Regions from separate parts of the Homo sapiens genome. Here all the other regions are linked to region 3. A link is a contact called in ENCODE Hi-C or POLR2A ChIA-PET data. All regions are on one chromosome and are shown on one strand. The core of a region is the stretch at or near the end of the contact, and the rest is flanking DNA. Distances in the headings are between cores, read along the strand shown. Region 1 overlaps LTBP1 (latent transforming growth factor beta binding protein 1). Region 2 overlaps LTBP1 (latent transforming growth factor beta binding protein 1). Region 3 overlaps LTBP1 (latent transforming growth factor beta binding protein 1).

Region 1 (4,236 bases), core at 234-2,733, 270 kb before region 3:
TATATGCTGTTTGTATGCACTGTCCGTATGCACAGTCTGTATGCTGAATGCACAGTCTATATGTTGTATGCACTGTCTGTAAGCTGTACGCATTGTCTGTATGCAGTCTGTATGCTGTATGCACTGTCTGTATGCACAATCTGTAATGCTCTGTATGCACTGTCTGTATGCTGTATGCACTGTGTATGCACAGTCTGTATGCTGTATTCATTGTCGGCATAGTCTGTATGCTGTATGCACTGTCTGTATGCACAGTCTCTATGTTGTATACACAGTCTGTATGCTGTATGCATTGTCTGTATGCATAGTCTGTATGTTGTATGCACTGTCTGTATGCATAATCTGTATGCTGTATGCACTGTTTGTATGCAGATTCTCTATGCTGTGTGCACTGTCTGTATGCACAATCTCTATGTTGTATACACAGTCTGTATGCATAGTCTGTATGCTGTATGCACTGTCTGTATGCAGTCTCTATGTTGTATATATAGTCTGCTGTATGCGCTGTCTGTATGCAGTCTCTATGTTGTATACAGTCTGTATGCTGTATGCACTGTATGCACAGTCTCTATGTTGTATACACAGTCTTTATGCCGTATGCATTGTCTGTATGCATAGCCTGTATGCCGTATACATTGTCTGTACGCATAGTCTGTATGCTGTATGCATTGTCTGTATGCATAGTTTGTATGCTGTATGCACCATGTGTGTAGTCTGTATGCTGTTTGCATTGTCTGCATGTGCTTCCCTTTAGTCTCTTCATCAGCAGCCTGTTACCTCCTAATTCTGTTTTGGTCTGATAGGTAATTCCATATGGATGGGGTCATGGACCATAAATCCTTGTCTCCGTTTACGTGTGTGTGTGTGTGTGTGTGTGTGTGTGTGTGTGTGTGTGAGTGTTATGCTGCCATGTGGCATCTTCCTAATGGTTTGCTTATTCTTTGCCATTCCCTATGTGCATATTGCCCTTGAGCACTCTCCAGGGGGAAGAGATTTTCTGCATCAAATCATAGCTGACACTTTAATTTACTTGAATGCCCATCCTGCTTGTTGAGTAGCATTCACCCATCCTTCTCAACAACTTGAAGGCAGGCAGGGTGCAATTGATCACTTGAATTTTGTGGAGAAGAACTGGCCCTGGCAGCCTGAAGGTGACCCCTGCACTTTCCTCCTGAATCCCTGTTTCCTCTTCTGCTTTTTCTTACTCCTGATTATAAAACTAAGGACCCTCAACACAGGGGAACGGGTTAGATTGTGTTGGACTGGACTTCTGTGGGAAACTTTTTGTGGCCTATTGGGGGTTCCTTTCTGTGAGGTCCAAAGCCCTTTTCTTAACTGGAAAGGGCCTTGTGTTCTGCCAGATCCTCCCACCCTCTCTGCAGGTCAAATAATGGATTTAGTAGAAATATGGAAAAGTTTAGTCTGTCTGTGCGCCAAAAATTGCCACTAGGAAGGCAGCAGTGTAAACAGTGTGTGACTAATTCTTTCTTTTAAGGAAAGCAGTTTTATGCGATTGTTTCCCTGCTGCTAACAAAGATACAGAGGTTTCCTCAGATTCAAGTCTTTAGATGGCCAGCCACACCCCAGCCTCTGGCCTGTTTCTCTTGTTCTTTCTTTTCTGTGTGTCACTAGTATCTCCCCATCACATAATATGCAGTCATATTTTGGCTCCTACCATTCCTAACACCACGCTATTGATTTCTCTGGCCCTTGTTGGTTTAGATTAGTGACCTTCAACCAAACCCAGCGGCCTTTCCTAATTTCTTATTCCTTTGGTTTTCTGCAGTAATTTGCAGGTGGTCCTCTCCTGCTTCCTCCTAGAAACTTTCTTCCACTTACCATTTTTGAACTGACTCGATCCTTGTTTTTCTCCTCTTCTGACTTTTTGGCCTCCTATATTCTCTTTATGTCCCTACCATTAAGTGTGAGTATCCTCCAAGACTGTGTGGCTCCCTGTTGTTTTTCCTGAAACATTTTTGCATTTGAAGATGTTGGCCTCTCCTAGAATGTCACTATTCCTAAACTCAGAGGCTTTTCCCTAACCTCTCCTTAGAGATCCACCCTGCATTTCTGTTTCTAAACTAACATAATCATTCTTGCCCTCTCGAGAATAGAGTGGCCCTTTCTTCTGACAGACATGACTCAGCACGCCTCATTGCACTTACTTTTCCCCTCGGCTTTGAACCAAAAATATCCTTCCAGTGGGCTTGAAACCTTCAAGTTGCTGGAATCCTTCCCTGGCTGTCCCCACCCCTTTGCTGATTTGATCCTCAAGTCCTGTTAGTTCTTCTTATAGTTACCTCCATTATGGCCCCTTCTCGATTTATTCACTTTAGATGTTTTCTAAAATGTCTTGCTCTAGTAGATGAAGACTTAGCTTATTTACTTCACCCCCTGTCCACCAGCCTTCCTCCCAAAGTCATCATAGGCACACTGGGAAATACTGAGGGTTCACATCCAGACCATCCCAAGAAAGTGAGTATCCCAGTAAAGCAAGTCACATGAATATTTTGGTTTCCAAGTACATGTAAAAGTTATGTTTACACTATACCTTAGTCTATTAAGTGTGTAATAGCATTATGTCTAAAAAACAATGTACATTAATTGTTTAAAAATTAATTTCAATTTTTAAATTAAAATGTAAAAATACCTTACTGCTCGAAAATGCTAATGATCATCTGAGACTTCAAATCATATGTGATCTTCTGCTTTTTTTTTTTTTGAGACAGAGTCTCACTCTGTTGCCCAGGCTGGAGTGCATTGGCATGATCTTGGCTCATTGCAACCTCCACCTCCTGGGTTGAAGTGATTCTCGTGCCTCAAGCTCCCAAGTAGCTGGGGTTACAGATGGCACCACACCTGGCTAATTTTTGTATTTTTAGTAAAGATGGGGTTTTATCATGTTGGCTAGGCTGGTCTTGAACTTGCGACCTCAGGTGATCCACCCGCTTCGGCCTCGCAAAGTGCTGGGACTACAGACTTGAGCCCAGCCCCATAATCTTTTTGCTGGTAGAGAGTCTTGCCTTGATGTTGGTGTCTGCTGAGTGATCAAGGTGGTGGGTGCTGAAGGTTGGGGTGACTTTGGCAGTTTTGTAAAATAAGACAACAATGAAGTTTGCCACATCAATTGACTTTTCCTTTCATGAAAGATTTCTCTGTGGCATGCAGTGCTGTTTGATAGCATTTTACGCACAATAGAACTGCTTCCAAAATGAAAGTCAGTCCTCTCAAATCCTGCTGCTGCTTTATCAACTAAGTTTATGTAATATTAGAAATCCCTGGTTGTCATTTCAACAATGTTCACAGCATCTTCAGTAGGAGCAGATTCCATCTCAAGAAACCATGTTTCTTTGCTCATCTGTAAGAAGCAGTTCTTCATCCCTTCAAGTCTGATCATGAGATTATAGCAGTCCAGTCACTTCTTCAGGCTCCACTTGTAACTTTCATTCTCTTGCTGCTATTTCCACCACATCTGCAGTGACTTCCACTGAAGTCTTGAACTTTTGACCTTTGGGTCATCCATGAGAGTTGGAATCATCTTCTTACAAATTCTTATTAATGTTGATATTTGGACCTCCTCCCATGAATCACAAATGTTCTAATGGCATATAGAATGGCAAATCCTTTCCAGATGTTTTCCAATTTACTTTGCCCAGATCCATCAGAGGAATCACTATCTATGGCAGCTGGAGCCTTAAGCAATGCATTTCTTAGATAGGAAGACTTGAAAGTCAAAATCACTGCTTTATTTATGGGCTACAGAATGGATGTTGTGTTAGCAGGCACCAAAAAAGTTAACTTTTTTATACATCTCATTCAGAGCTCTTGGGTGACCAGGTGGATTGTCAATGAGCAGTACTATTTTGAAAGGAAATCTTTTTCTTTTTTTTTTTTCCCTGAAAAGTAGGTCTTAACAGTAGGGTTAAAATATTTAGTAAACCATGCTGCAAACGCATGTGCTGTCATCCAGGCTATGTTGTTGTAGAGCACAGGCAGAGTAGATTTAGCATAATTCTCAAGAGCCCTAGGATTTTTGGAATGGTAAATGAGCATTGGCTTCAACTTAAAGTCATCAGCCACCAACGAAAGTCAGCCTGTCCTTTGAAGCTTTGAAGTCAGGCATTGACTTCTTCTCCCTTGCTTGAGTTGGGGAAAACAGTTGTCTTCATATATAGGCTTTCAATTGAGATAACACTGTTCAGCCCTACTTCTCATTTTCACCCTTTACTTTACTTG
Region 2 (4,084 bases), core at 128-2,627, 330 kb before region 3:
TCTCGGCTGACTGCAACCTCCGCCTCCCGGGTTCAAGCGATTCTCCTGCCTCAGCCTCCTGAGTAGCTGGGATTACAGGCGGGCATCACCATGCCCAGCTAATTTTTATATTTTTAGTAGAGACAGGGTTTCGCCAGACTGGTCTCGAACTCCTGACCTTGTGATCCACCCACCTTGGCCTCCCAAAGTGCTGGGATTATAGGTGTGAGCCACCGCGCCCGGCCTGAAACTCTTGAGGTTTCCTCAGCCAGAAAATGAGCATGGTAATTCTTCACACCATGATTGTGAAGCTCCATGAGTTGGGGCAGAAGGAAGTGCTGTAAAAACTATAGTCCCCGCCCGTTGTGGTGGCTTGTGCCTGTGATCACAGCGCTTTAGGAGGCTGAAGGAAGAGAATCATTTGAGGCCAAGAGTTCGAGACCAGCCTGGTCAATGTAGGCAGACCCAGTCTCTACAAAAAATACAAAAATTGGCTGGGTGTGGTGGTGTGTGCCTGTTGTTCTAGCTACTTGGGAGACTGAAGTGGGGGGATTACTTGAGTCCAGGAGTTTGAGGCTGCATGAGCTGTGATTATGCCACTTTAACTCCAACCTGGGTTTCAGAGCAAGATCGTGTTTCTAAAATAAGAAAAAAAACACACACACACACAAAACTGTAGTCCTCTGCAATATTACTGAGTGAGGATTGCCCGAGACTTGAGAGGCAGTTAGGCAGCCCCCTTCATTCTGACTGTGGTGGTCCTCTCCTAATTGAGACTGAGAATTCTCTAGATGTGCCTGTTAAATATTTGCATGGCCCCGGAGTGCCATTCAGAGCTGGATTTTGTTTCTGATGGCTCAGTTGCCCTTGAGGCTGCTCTTGGGTTCCCAGTGCTTGTGTTGCCAAGTTGTGTGAAGTGTGCAGAGCTGCTCTGGGTTTGCAGAGCTGGCTTCATGTGTTGTGGAGAGGGCCCTGAGATGTTGGTGACTCATTCAAAGCCACTTTATGTCTGCTTCTACATCTTGCTCAATCTGCTAGGCTTACTACCATCTAAGTCCTAGAAGGCCTATCAACTCTCCCCAGGAAATGTAGAACCCAAAGACATAGGCACATACTTTCATTTCCTTTTTAAATGAATACAGTCTCTTTAAAAGTTTTATTTGAATACCGATCCATGGTTTGCACAAGCCATTTGAATTTTAAACAGATGTGTGTGCAAAGCTGGGAGTCAGCATTGCATGTCTCAGTCAAGTTTTATAGTCATTGACTTTTAGGGTTACAGCCTGGTCTCATAGCTGTGCCTTGGGTGGAAAGGCTGGTAAGGACTTCGATGTACTTTCCTGTCCAGAGTTTTGAGACTTTAGCCAGGACTAGGGCAGCTTTCTGGGTGTCCAGTGGAGGGCCACGTCATTCGACCGTTGCTATGGGAAAAACCCATGAGCTCTCTCATTCCAAAGTTTACCGATTGCCAAATACTTGGGTGTGTGGTATTTGGAAAAAATATTTAGTGATGCAGTGATTCTTTGAAGAGGTGTCCTCTAATGTTTACTTTTTAAAATGGTAAACCAATTTTAATATTGTTCATACCTAGCTAAGACTGAATTAGATTATTTAAACATATTTAAACATCATCTCTGTAAGTGAATGGGAAAATAGGAACCAGACCAAACCCCTATTATTGAACGCTAAGAGAAATGGATTTTTTTAAAAACCGAAATAATTAAAATCTAGTGTTACATGTGAGTCTAGGGACTGGATTTACTATTTGGCAACTACATATTTTGTTGGCAATAAACTTATTGTCTAAAAGAAAATGCGTAGAGCCAAGATAGAGGCCCAAGTAAAGAAGAAAGTGTGATCCTAAGGGAAATTGGTTTATTGAGGAGAATGTATCTTCATATACTATTTGTAAGTTTTCTGTATGGAGGATTTCTCCCTTTTCACCCTTGTATTTATTTAATCGTTTAGTTGTAGTACCTTAGCCTCATTTGTTTTATTCTTCAGGTTATATTATTATTTTCTTGCTCAAATTGTTCCATCTTTAGTCATTGTAAGCTCTTTCAGGTTGACTCCCGGATCAAAATATAGTTTTTAAAACAGGCTTTTTTTTTTTTGAGATGGAGTCTCACTCTTGTCACCCAGGCTGGAGTGCAGTGGTGTGATCTCGGCTCACTGCAACCTCTGCCTTCTGGGTGTAAGCGATTCTCTTGCGTCAGCCTCCCGAGTAGGATTACAGGTGCATACCACCACACCCAGCTAATTTTTGCATTTTTAATCGAGACGGGGTTTCACTATGTTGGTCAGGCTCGTCTTGAACTCCTGACCTCAAGTGATCTGCCTGCCTCAGCCTCCCAAAGTGCTGGAATTACAGGCGTAAGCCACCGCGCCTGGCCTAAAAGATTTCAGTTTTTAAGGGCAGTTTTAGGTTCACAGCAAAATTGGAGAGGAAGGTCCAGACTTCCTATATACCCTGGCCCCTGCAACCCCTCTCCCCGTCCCATAGGCATAGCTTCTCCCATTGTCAACATCTACCAGAGTGGTACATTTGCTACAAATGATGAACCTACATTGACACATCATTATTCCCCAAAGTCCTAGGGTTCACCCTTGGTTTTGTACATTCTGTGGGTTTGGACAAATGTATAATGACATCTATCTATCATTATAGTATCATAATGAGTATTATTGAAAGGTGACAGCGTGCTGGCAGCCCTCGCAGCCCTCGCTCGCTCTCGGTGCTTCCTCGGCCTCGGCGCCCAGTCTACTAGATGAGTATTTGCCGTCTGGGTTTCCTTGATTAGAGGGGCCTGGCTATTTTGCTGTATCCGGGGATCCATAGTCGGCAAAAGCCAGTAATTCCAAGGAACCCCCACAAACTGTTTTAATGTCTTAGGGCAAGGATAAGCCAGTATAGGCTTTATTCATTCCTTGCTGAGGGCCCTGGTCCCTCTGGCTAAGATTAGGCCTAGATATTTGACCTGCTGTAGGCAAAGCAGGGCCTTCGACCTAGACACCTTGTACCCTTGATTAGCTAGAAAGTTCAAGAGATCTAGAGTAGCCTGCTGGCACGAGGCTTCCAAACTGGTAGCCAAAATTAAATCATCCACATATTGAAGGACCAGAGTGCCTGGACTTGAGAAGTGGCCTAGATCTTGGGCCAGTGCCTGACCAAATAACAGGTGAGGGCTATCCCTAAACCCCTGGGGCAAGACCATCCACATAAGTTGGGACGTGTGATCTGTGGGATCCTCAAAGGCAAAGAGGAACTGGGAGTCAGAGTGCAGGACAATACAGAAGAAGGATCCTCGAAGTCCAGAACTGTGAACCATTCTGTTTCCTCTGGTATTTGAGAGACCAGGGTATAGGGGTTGGGTACAACTGGATATAGAGGAATTACTGCCTCACTGATGAGTCTAAGATCTTGCACTAGTCTCCACTGACCGTTCGGTTTTTGTACTCCTAGAATTGGGGTGTTGCAGGGACTGCTGCATTTCCTTACTCAGCCTTGAGCTTTCAAATGTTTAATAATATTCTGTAATCCTTTATGAGCTTCAGGCCTTAAGGGATATTGCCTTTGATAAGGAAAAATGGTGGGATCTTTTAACCTGATTTGGACTGGGCGGGCATTTTTTAGCCTTCCAAATTGTCCTTCCAATGCCCAGACTTCAGGGTTGATTCCCTCCTCAAGTAGGGGACAACAAATGGGTAACTTGTTCCCCATATTCATGTAGATAATAGCTCCAGCCTTGGCTAATATATCCCTCCCTAATAAGGTGTGGGACTTACAGGCATAACAAGAAAGGCATGTGAAAAGAGCAAAGTCTCCCAATTAAAACTGAGGAGGTGTGAGAAACACCTGGTTACAGGCTGTCCCAGGATTCCTTGGGTGGTAACGGACCTTGAGGACAGTCGTCCAGGACAGGAGATTAACACTGAGAAGGCCGCACCAGTGTCCAGGAGGAAGTCAATTTCCTGGCCCTCAGTAGTTAAATGTACCCGGGGCTCAGTGAGGGTGATGACATGAGCCGGTGTTTGCCCCAGGCACCCTCAGTCCTGTTGTTGGATCATCTGGTTGGGGGCTTCTGACCCAGGGAACCTTCATCCT
Region 3 (4,075 bases), core at 1,410-3,909:
GGACTGAACTCTTGGTATCCATGGAACTAGATTGAATGGATGTTATATGAAATGGCCAGTAAGCCAGTTATGTTGTTCCTCATTGAAAGGACTCTTGGCCCGGCACAGTGGCTCACGCCTGTAACCTCAGCACTTGGGAGGCCAAGGTGGGCAGATTCTGAGGTCAGGAGTTCGAGACCAGCCTGGCCAATATGGTGAAACCTCATCTCTACTAAAAATACAAAAATTACCTGGGTGTGGTGGCGTGTGCCTCTAGTCCCAGCTACTCTGGAGGCTGAGGCAGAAGAATCGCTTGAACCCGGGAGGTGGCTGTTGCAGTGAGCCAAGATTGTGCCACTGCACTGCAGCCTGGGCAACAGAGCAAGACTCCTTCCCAAAAAAGAAAAAAGAAAGGACTCCTGTATTTATTTAGAAAGCTTTCTCTCACCCCTCCCAAAGAAAGGTTGAAAATACTTTTACTACTCTCAAAAGATTATTGCAAAATAAAATTCATTAGTGAATTCAAACTGAAAGTAGCTCTTTGATGTAATGTGATCCGTATGTTAATTTCCTCACTTGAAATCCTAGTGATTTCTTCCATATCCATGCATGGCTCTTACATGCTCAAGAGGGTTAAATGTGATAATGCATGGGAGAGGATTGGCCTACAGTAAATGCGCCATAGCGAAAGGCGTTAGCAATTATTATGAATCAAATCCAGTTCTAGGAAATGAGTCAACGTTCATCATGCACTGCTCCCTGGTTATCCAGTGCTAGAAGTCTCTTTGAAAGGGGCCAAGAATCAAAGACAATGAGGGATAGGAGGGTGTTCAGGGAATTGCACAGACCCGAATACCCCTGTGTACTTGCAGAGAAGCTCCACCTGTGCCCGGCCAGGCTCCTACAGTGTAAGTTAGGAAGTCAAAGAGAGGCTTTATGCACACAAAGGACCATTATGTTGAGTTGTTTGTTTGTTTGTTTGTTTATTTTGAGACGGAGTCTCGCTCTGTCGCCCAGGCTGGAGTGCAGTGGCACGATCTCGGCTCACTGCAAGCTCTGCCTCCCAGGTTCACGCCATTCTCCTGCCTCAGCCTCCTGAGTAGCTGGGACCACAGGCGCCCGCCACCATGCCCGGCTAATTTTTTTGTATTTTTTTTTTTTTTTTTTTAGTAGAGACGGGGTTTCACCATGTTAGCCAGGGTGGCCTCAATCTCCTGACCTCGTGATCTGCCCGCCTCGGCCTCCCAAAGTGCTGGGATTACAGGTGTCAGCCACTGCGCCCGGCCTATGTTGGGTTTTAATGAACATTCAATGTACTCAATTTTTAAATGTTAAAACCTAGATATTCCTAAGAATTTGATTTCAACTTTCACATTTTATCATCCTATTTATAAGTCCAATAACCTTCTATAAAATAAGATCAATTTTATTTGTTGACTGTTTATATGTCTCAAAGAACGGATTAAACTTAAAAGTTATTTCTACATATAAATTCTATTAATTAAAATTTTGAACACTTTGGTCTCCATCTCACAATCCTAATAAGCATTTCCTCATAAATATTTAATTAGCTCTTATAAGTCTAATAAACCAAACTTAAAACACAACAAATTGAATTCCCTAATAAATTTAAATAATGTTTACCAACCTAATCAAATTCTCCTAATCCTCATTCAACTTAAAATCCAAAATCTAAATTCAGTTTTGAGTTGAAGTTGCAAGGCCTGTCAGGTTCTCTGATGATATGATTCTCTTAGGCACTAACACATGTACAATAACAAGAAAAAGCCCTCACCCTAAGACGTGTCACAGAAAGTGTTAACATTCTAAGCTTAATTAACTTCATTATTTCTGTAGCAGAATTACTGTGTTAGGCCAGCTGAGGTTAGTGGCTGAAAAAATTCAGGACCCTGATTGCCAGTTGGAAATGAGAGAATGAAAACCAGGACTTGGGACCTGCATCCTCTCAGTAATGAGTCTGCCCTGCCCACCATAGGATGCGGAGCACCTTCTTGCTTCCGTGCTAACGGGATCCCAGGTGTTTCTCATGTGTGTTTTTTTATAATCAGTATCTTCCATTGCAGTGACTTTCAAGGGAATAATAGGACAGAAAAAATAAATAGGACCTTTTATCCAACTATACATGCCCTCCCGTAGGAATCAGATACCTTCTCCTAAGGGGATATCCTCACCCCACTGAGATTCCCTAGTAGATCAATAGCTGCCAGCAGGATGGGGCTTTTATGGATGGTCAGGGCCTCCTTTACTAAACTGGGGAAGAGGTACTGGATTTGTGAAAGGGGCCAAATAAGCAGGAATGAATGGCAGAGAAGCCAGGTACAAAAAGCAGGGACAGTACGTACATAAGAGGAAAAATACTAGATGCTAAATTGTGTGTTTTTAAAAAATAACCATGTTTGGGCAGGTGCATTGGAAGGAAAGAAAGCAATGGGCAAGGAAGCCACATTCCAGTTATGATCCTATTGTAGTCATTGAAAGCAGAAGAAAAGCAAACATGGTTTGCCGCAAGGTGAGAATAGTTAAAATAAAATTTTTAAAAACCCTGATAGAGGGGAAAACTTACTCCTTCATTTCTTGCTAAACTGCTGAAGACAGAGCTCTGGAGGAGTGTCCTGGAACAAGCTGCCATTCCCAAACCCCAAATCCCTGGATTGCGGGTGAGTCAGCAAGTATTTGGAACGCCGACCAGGGAGGACCAGTGGACCTTGCTAGACTGCACTGTAGCATGAACTCTCTGTTTTGAAAGCTGATTGAAGCTACTGCCTCAGTGTCCTCACCAGCCATTAGAGAACAGTTCAAGGCGAGAGAAGTTTGATTAATGGGTTACTCGTTGGTGACATGAGCACTTCTGAAATTTTACTTCTTGTACAGCTTGAGCCTTGGAGTGTCAGTTGTATTCATGGCACTTTTCCTAAGAGCTATACTGCATGGAAGTGCTAGGGAAAGTATTTGGCCACTCTCTGTTATAAAAAATACTCTGAATAGAAAATAAATTTCATTATGATAATAATCTTACTGATGTCCTATTAAAATCTTTCTAGTTTGAGCGAAAGGAGAGAAATTCAGGCATGCATGTAAACAATCTGATCCTAAAAAGCAACACTTATTTTTAGTTAACAAGTGTATCAGTCTGTTTTTACACTGCTATAAAGATACTACCTGAGATGGGTAATTTATAAAGAACAGTTCTTCATGGCTGGGGAGGCCTCAGGAGACTTATAATTGTGGCAGAAGGCAAAGCCAGACACTTCTTACCTGGCGACAGGACAGAAGGAGAGAAAGAGCGAGGAAGTGCCACACTTGAAACCATCAACTCTCCTGAGAACTCCCTCACTATCATGAGAACAGCGTGGGGGAAACTGCCCCATGATCCAGTCACCTCCCACCAGGTCGGGATTACAATTCAAGATGAGATTTGGGTGGGGACACAAAGTCAAACCATATCAACAAGCAATCATATTTATCTCAAAAGTAAAAGTCTTAGCAGTTTTACCTTTCTCCTGTGAAATCAGAGATTATGAATAGGCATTCCGTTTTCTAGAATCGCCCATTCAGTATGATACTAAATGATTTGGTCTAGTGAACATTTTACTTTCATATATATATATATGTGTGTGTGTGTGTGTGTGTGTGTGTGTGTGTGTGTTTTGTTTGTTTGTTTGTTTTGGAGACAGAGTCTCGCTCTGTTGCCCAGGCTGGAGTGCACTGGCACGATCTCGGCTCACTGAAACTTCTGCCTCCTGGGTTCAAGCGATTCACCTGCCACAGCCTCCCGAGTAGCTGGGACTACAGGCTCACACCACCACACCTGGCTAATATTTTTTATTATTATTTTAGTAGAAATGGGGTTTCACCATGTTGCCCAGGCTGGTTTCAAACTCCTGAGCTCAGGCAATCCACCCGCCTCAGCCTCCCAAAGTGCTAGGATTACAGGCGTGAGTCACCACGCCCAGCATACTTTCACATCTTTTAAATAAAATTTGCTCTTCTTTTTTTCCTTTTGAAAATAGGGCTAGTTGAAGCATACTCTAAGAAGCATGAACTGTGATGAGTCTGACTTTGAGAAAATCACTGT

The links. A loop is a pair of places that touch in the nucleus more often than their neighbours do. ChIA-PET counts read pairs that join two places held with the same protein, here RNA polymerase II (POLR2A). Pooled maps may share reads with other maps.
Region 1: a loop to region 3 is called in a map of Caco-2, with 2.3 times the contacts of the local background. The contact joins two enhancer-like sites. A Hi-C loop is called at or near these places in 1 of 168 maps with a recorded cell type or tissue (Caco-2), 1 of 37 single-sample maps with no recorded cell type and 1 of 50 pooled maps. POLR2A ChIA-PET finds 5 or more read pairs at or near these places in 1 of 52 experiments (GM12878).
Region 2: a map of heart left ventricle shows a loop between it and region 3 (4-fold over the local background). The contact joins two enhancer-like sites. A Hi-C loop is called at or near these places in 3 of 168 maps with a recorded cell type or tissue (ascending aorta, heart left ventricle and tibial artery) and 2 of 50 pooled maps. POLR2A ChIA-PET finds 5 or more read pairs at or near these places in 1 of 52 experiments (Panc1).

Annotation. Positions count from the first base shown.
Region 1 is chr2:33,102,733-33,106,968 of GRCh38, forward strand. All of the region lies in intron 3 of LTBP1 (latent transforming growth factor beta binding protein 1), which reads left to right. Among named protein-coding and RNA genes, the nearest start is that of LTBP1, 160 kb to the left of the region's middle. Within about 2 kb of position 1,484, at least 4 of the 41 ENCODE cell types and tissues checked have a DNase peak (open chromatin) inside an H3K27ac peak, as active enhancers do.
Region 2 is chr2:33,050,799-33,054,882 of GRCh38, forward strand. All of the region lies in intron 3 of LTBP1 (latent transforming growth factor beta binding protein 1), which reads left to right. Among named protein-coding and RNA genes, the nearest start is that of LTBP1, 110 kb to the left of the region's middle. Within about 2 kb of position 1,378, at least 4 of the 41 ENCODE cell types and tissues checked have a DNase peak (open chromatin) inside an H3K27ac peak, as active enhancers do.
Region 3 is chr2:33,374,577-33,378,651 of GRCh38, forward strand. All of the region lies in intron 31 of LTBP1 (latent transforming growth factor beta binding protein 1), which reads left to right. Among named protein-coding and RNA genes, the nearest start is that of MIR4430, 42 kb to the right of the region's middle. Within about 2 kb of position 2,660, at least 3 of the 41 ENCODE cell types and tissues checked have a DNase peak (open chromatin) inside an H3K27ac peak, as active enhancers do.